Linked DNA regions of Mus musculus: region 2 is linked to region 1. The links are chromatin loops, found by intact Hi-C in ENCODE. Cell type or tissue: left cerebral cortex. All regions are shown on one strand.

What was found. Hi-C counts contacts between places; a loop is a spot of excess contacts. Peaks named below come from ENCODE experiments on the same cell type or tissue, not always from the same donor. Only the 100,000 strongest peaks of a DNase experiment are listed, where the experiment ranks them.
Region 2: a loop joins it to region 1, with 2.9 times the contacts of the local background. A loop is called at or near these places in 16 of 42 quality-filtered maps.

What each region holds. Positions count from the first base shown.
Region 1 is chr14:99,098,506-99,101,005 of GRCm38, forward strand. Dis3 (DIS3 homolog, exosome endoribonuclease and 3'-5' exoribonuclease) reads right to left here and starts at 1,265. Exons shown (of 21, transcript NM_028315.2): 1 at 941-1,265; 2 at 178-335. The coding sequence starts at 1,168. It overlaps Pibf1 (progesterone immunomodulatory binding factor 1), which reads left to right and starts at 919. Exons shown (of 18, transcript NM_029320.3): 1 at 919-1,624. In left cerebral cortex, a CTCF peak has its summit at 1,218; DNase peaks (open chromatin) are centred at 947, 1,333 and 1,810; H3K4me3 peaks cover 1,879 bases; H3K27ac peaks cover 654 bases.
Region 2 is chr14:99,044,078-99,046,577 of GRCm38, forward strand. Mzt1 (mitotic spindle organizing protein 1) reads right to left here and starts at 2,059. Exons shown (of 3, transcript NM_175245.4): 1 at 1,917-2,059. The coding sequence starts at 1,986. It overlaps Bora (bora, aurora kinase A activator), which reads left to right and starts at 2,300. Exons shown (of 12, transcript NM_175265.5): 1 at 2,300-2,500. In left cerebral cortex, no CTCF peak of the experiment used is centred here; DNase peaks (open chromatin) are centred at 1,513 and 2,218; H3K4me3 peaks cover 1,847 bases; H3K27ac peaks cover 455 bases.

The DNA of each region.
Region 1 (2,500 bases):
GGTTTAGGGTGTGACCTCACTAACACTGCGACCTTAGATGAGCCTATGTAGGTAGCACTGTCTTCCACACAACCAGGTAACCACCAAGCAGCACAGGAAGCTACAGCCTGTGTTTGATAAATTCCTTTCCAAGAAGTCTGTTAAATTTAGGTAGCCCTGTGGTTTTGTGATACTTACTTATGGTGCTCATTAGTGAAGGTATAGAAATGCTTTTCCTGGTTATTGGTCACATCCCTGATTCGCTTGTAGATGGGGGCGCTCCGGTTTCTCACTTCTTGCATCACTGTTTGTAGCACAATGACATTTCTGATGGCCGGGTGTTCGAGGACATCAATCTTAAAAAACCAAAGCCAAATGTTAACTCCCCCGTTTTCAGTTCTACCTTGAACTCTCTGCCCAGCCTGAATTCTTGTGACAGTTTAAAACACTGACTCTCCGTTAGGCCAAAGTGGTACTTGGCTGCAGAAAAAACTTGACAAAGTCACTAAGGGGGGACCCTGTAGGCCTGAGACGATGACAAGCACCCATAATCGGACCACAGAGTTTGCAATACCAGAGCTATTAATAAGTAAATTATGCTGGCCCACACAATTTTTTGTTCGTAGGCACTTACAAGCTGCCTGGGGGTCGCAATCTGGAGGCCACAGAAGCCCAGGTCCCCGGCTTCCAGGCACTTATAATCTAAAGTAGAAGAGACACCAGGGGTTAGAAAATGTAACGTGTCTAAAAATAAGACTCCAAGAACCGAAAAAAAATATATATATATAAATAAATAAAGTGACATCAGGGAACGGTACCTCAGCCTGGATGGCAGGATGCGAGCGAGGGTAGCCACGGTACTTGCCTCTCTCCATCCAACATCCCAAGACCCGCCTCCCCGGTCCCCAGCGTCCCTGTCTGCCACGCCCCCTCGTCACCACGCGGCCCCGCGTCCACGCACCTGGTGCAGCAGCACATTGGTGTCCGGCAGAAGGTAGTGCGGCCACGGGCAGAGGCTGCTCGCCTGGTCCCGGGGCTGCAGCTCCAGGGCCGGGCCCGCGTGCGCCCCGCCGCAGGCCGAGCAAGCCGGCGCGCCGCAGCCGATGTCATCCCGCAGGTAGTGCTCGCGCACGATCTTCACCACGCCGCCCGCGCGGGTCTTCTTCAAGAACGTCTTGGACCTGAGCATCTCGCCTCGCGGCGTGGGATCCCGGCCGTCAGCTAAGAAACCGAGGCGCGGCCACGCGCATTCCCGCTTTTGCCCGCTGGCTGGTGAGGTCACTCTCGCGAGAAAACACGAAGGCGCGTTCGTTCCCCGACGGTCGCGGTGATTGGGCGAGTGTTGGTTGTTTCCTCCCGCCGGTGGGCGGGGCTTTCCTCTGGACTACAGCTCCCAGCCTGCACCGCTTCCGACTGGCTTCCGGGAAGGAGTGAGCTTGGGTACCTGCGCACCCCAGGTTCTTCCGACTTCTTCTGGGGCACGGCGTGTGGTTGTCTTGGTGACCGATCCTAACGGTCCGGTAGCCCCGAGATACCTGTTGAGGGGTGGCAGCCTGAGCTGCTGACTGAAGACGCCATTGGTTCTTCCAAGAGTCCGGGTGAAGCTGGTGTTATCCTTATATGCGGAGTTACTGACCATTGAGAGGTAGCTTCCAGGAATCCTTTTCCCTTTCTTTCTCACGCGGCGCAGAGATGCTAAAATGTAGGAAGTTTAGAATGTACGGATTTCTTAATCAAAGAGGGAGAAGCCGGTCCCTGGTCCTTGGTAACTCACGCAAGGATTTGTTTTCTTATTTTACTTTTTTTCCCCCCCAATCCTTTCCCTTTAAAAAGGAAAGAGGCGGATTGTACTGAAGCTCTTCCTGTTCCCCCCCACCACACAGACCTCCTTCTTTAGCGTTCCTCTTAGAGAAACTGAAATAGCTAGTTCTATAACTATTTTACTAAATCGTGTCGTATTTAAACAAGGGAGTTACAAAAAGCCTTGTGAAGGCTAAAATGTGCTATTCAGAATATTCGAGTTTGTACCCTTCTAACCTCTTTAGGTTTTTCAAGTTATTTAAAAATGCTTTTGTCGCACTCTGAGCCTGTTTTCAAATTTTTCGGTGATGCCTTAACTGTAAAACTAAACCTGGCATGTAAGTCTTGCTTTATAAACCCTCCACCGACATACCAACATTTTTCTCTCTGTGTCCAGATTTCAATACTACTTCTGTGAGGACCTTCAGTGACAAAAATCAACCTCTCCTTGAGTTTGAAACTTAGTATTATAGGGCTATCCTTTCTATTTTACATGACTTTATTTATCTGTTACCTTCAAGTAAGATTCTTGCCCCGAGACACACACACACACACAGGACAATGGGTGAGTTCATGATAGGATTTAGTGAGTCTGTTTGATTTGAACACTAATCTGGCTTACATTTGGGACCTTCCAATACCTAATGATCTAGGCGATCCTTGGTGTCTCTTTAATGCTCTGTATGCCCTGTAGTAGGTTTTTTTTTTTTTGTATATTTAA
Region 2 (2,500 bases), 54 kb before region 1:
CATGGGCTCACCAGGTATCCTGCCGCCATTAGATTTCATAACCATTACGTATAACGCCTTTCTCTTTTCTCCTTTTGTACTTTGTGACATTTGGATGCAGATGGGAAGCTCTTCCTGGTCACAAGCTCCTTGACACCTCTCAATCCGACCCAAGTTCTCAGGACAAAGGTTAATAGAAGCATCTTAGCTCCCCACACAGCGGGTGCTTCTCCATCCTGGGATGGCAGATGGTGCATTTCTGCAGAGCAATGCGCTTCCTCAAAAGCCTCAAAACCCCACCGTGGTTCCCTCCTGCTCCTGTCGTATAGGGAAAACCTCTCTTCCATCGATAGAGACTTCCTTGTCTTGTTTGTGAGTGTACGGCTGGGAAAAATCATATTCCTCCCACAACATGTGCAAAGTTACATACCTGCTTGCCCTCGAAATTGAAAAGAACACTTTACAGGTGAGTCCCACTAACCTAGCAACCACTGACAGGAAAAGCTTAAAGTCACTGTTAGTAACCTGAAATGAGCAAAATGATAAGGAGAAAAAAATTTGAGCTTCAAGAAAAACTGCTATCAAAGGAAGATCCAAACTGAAAATTTCATGCTGGTTCTTTTACAATGACTTAAATGGGCTAAAACCTCACACATACTCTTACTTCGTTAAAAAAGCAAACAAACTTCTTAAATGTTTTTATACTGTGTACTTTTTACTTTACAACACGTTCTCTCACAAAAGGTTGGGATGCAAAGCCTTAGCCCTCACAGCAGGCCCACCAACTTAACCAGTTCTCTTCAGACACTACTCACAACACACACTGGTGCACCCAGCACCCCATGGACGCTCCAGAGGCAAAAAGAGAAGCTCAGGAACTTGAGGTCACTCTAGGCTACACAGGCAAGAGTCTTATCTCAGAACAACACAACCTAAAAACCACAACGGTACCCTTGTGTACATACATTTATTTTTACAAAACAATAAGCCGTGGAACATCTAAGATGAAAGAAAAAAGAAAAAAAAAAAAGACAGGCTGGAGACAGAAAAAGAACAATGTGGCAAACAATTAGGTGGGGAAAACCACTGCAAAGCGTAAGGTTATCTTTTGAGAAAGATGTTGAGGGGGTAACCTCTGGAAACCATCAAAGCCACTGCCAAAACAGACATGTAGAACCACACGTAGATGGAAACGTGTAAAATTAAGACAAAGAAAGATGCTTGCTAACGCAAAAGAAAAAGCAAATAAAACCGATCACTTGACACACACTTTACCTGGCTGTCTTATTTTAAATACCCGGAGCTACAACTTTATTTTATTGTTTACGAATAATAGTTACTTTCTAAGTGTTGGGTCCGAGAGGGACAAAGCTGCAGAACCATAGCAGAGAGAAGGGAACTCTGAGACTTATTTCTGTACCTCTGGGTGCGCTCTACCTATCAGGCAGCGGGCGCGGACACACCCACAACCGCGGTCACCCGTGTCGCCCGATCTAAGGAGTGGGAGATGGTGACGGGGAGTGGTGCTCAATCACTGGAAACAAATAACCCGTTACTGAAACGCCTGGGCCCCGGAACTGAGCTCACCGCGTGGACAAAAAGGTCCACGACCCCTTTCGCCCCGGGTCCCCAGGCCACGAGCACGCGCCAGACACGAGCAGGCGCCAGACACTTGGCGGGTCGCGTGGCCCCAGGATGGGCTCGCAGGCAGCGGTCGCGAGGCCTGGAACGCCCCGCGCGCGCCAAACTCCGCCGCAGCGGAAGACCGGAGCTCTGGGGCCGCCAGCTTCGAGGTCGCGGCGGGTCCCCTTCCCCGTCCCCTCGCAGGATACCGCCGAGGCCGACGCGGGGACCGTGGGGCCCTCTACGACGCCTCCATCCGGGGGCTCGGCGCCGGGAAGCGCAGGCCCGGTCAGACGAGAACGACGCGCACTCACCGTCCATGGTCTCCCTCACCGCGTTCAGGTTGGCCGAGGCCGCCGCGCCCGGGCCGCTACCGCTCGCCATGGAGAGGAGAGGCCCCCGCCCCGGTGGGAGAAGGCCTGACCCGGAACTGGAGCGCCCGCCGCCGCTCGGCCCCGCCCACACACCGCGCGGCGGCGCTCGCACCGCCCAGGCCACGCCCCCGCCGCCCGGGCCACGCCCCCTCGCGCCGAGCGCCGAGCGCCGACGCCGGACCGCGTTGATTTGAATTTGGAGCCTCGTTCCCTTGCGCGGAACGTAGAGCGAGGAGTTAGCGTTCGAATTCACCCGGCCGCCTCGACGCCATTGGCTGGTTCGCGGACGGCGGTGGGACGCGATTGGCCGGTGACCTCTCCCCGCCCCGCGCCCTGGTTGGCCGGAGAGCACGGAGGGAGTTAAAGAGTCGGCGCCTGGCGTGGGCATCTGCAGGGTGATGCTAGAACTTCCACGTTGCCCACGAGTGTAGGTACGTTCTCCGTGGCCCCAGGCCTGGACTCCTGCTTCGAGGTGGACCGCTCTGGTTTCCTGGCCCCAGACGTACCTGTGAGCTCGCCTAGGT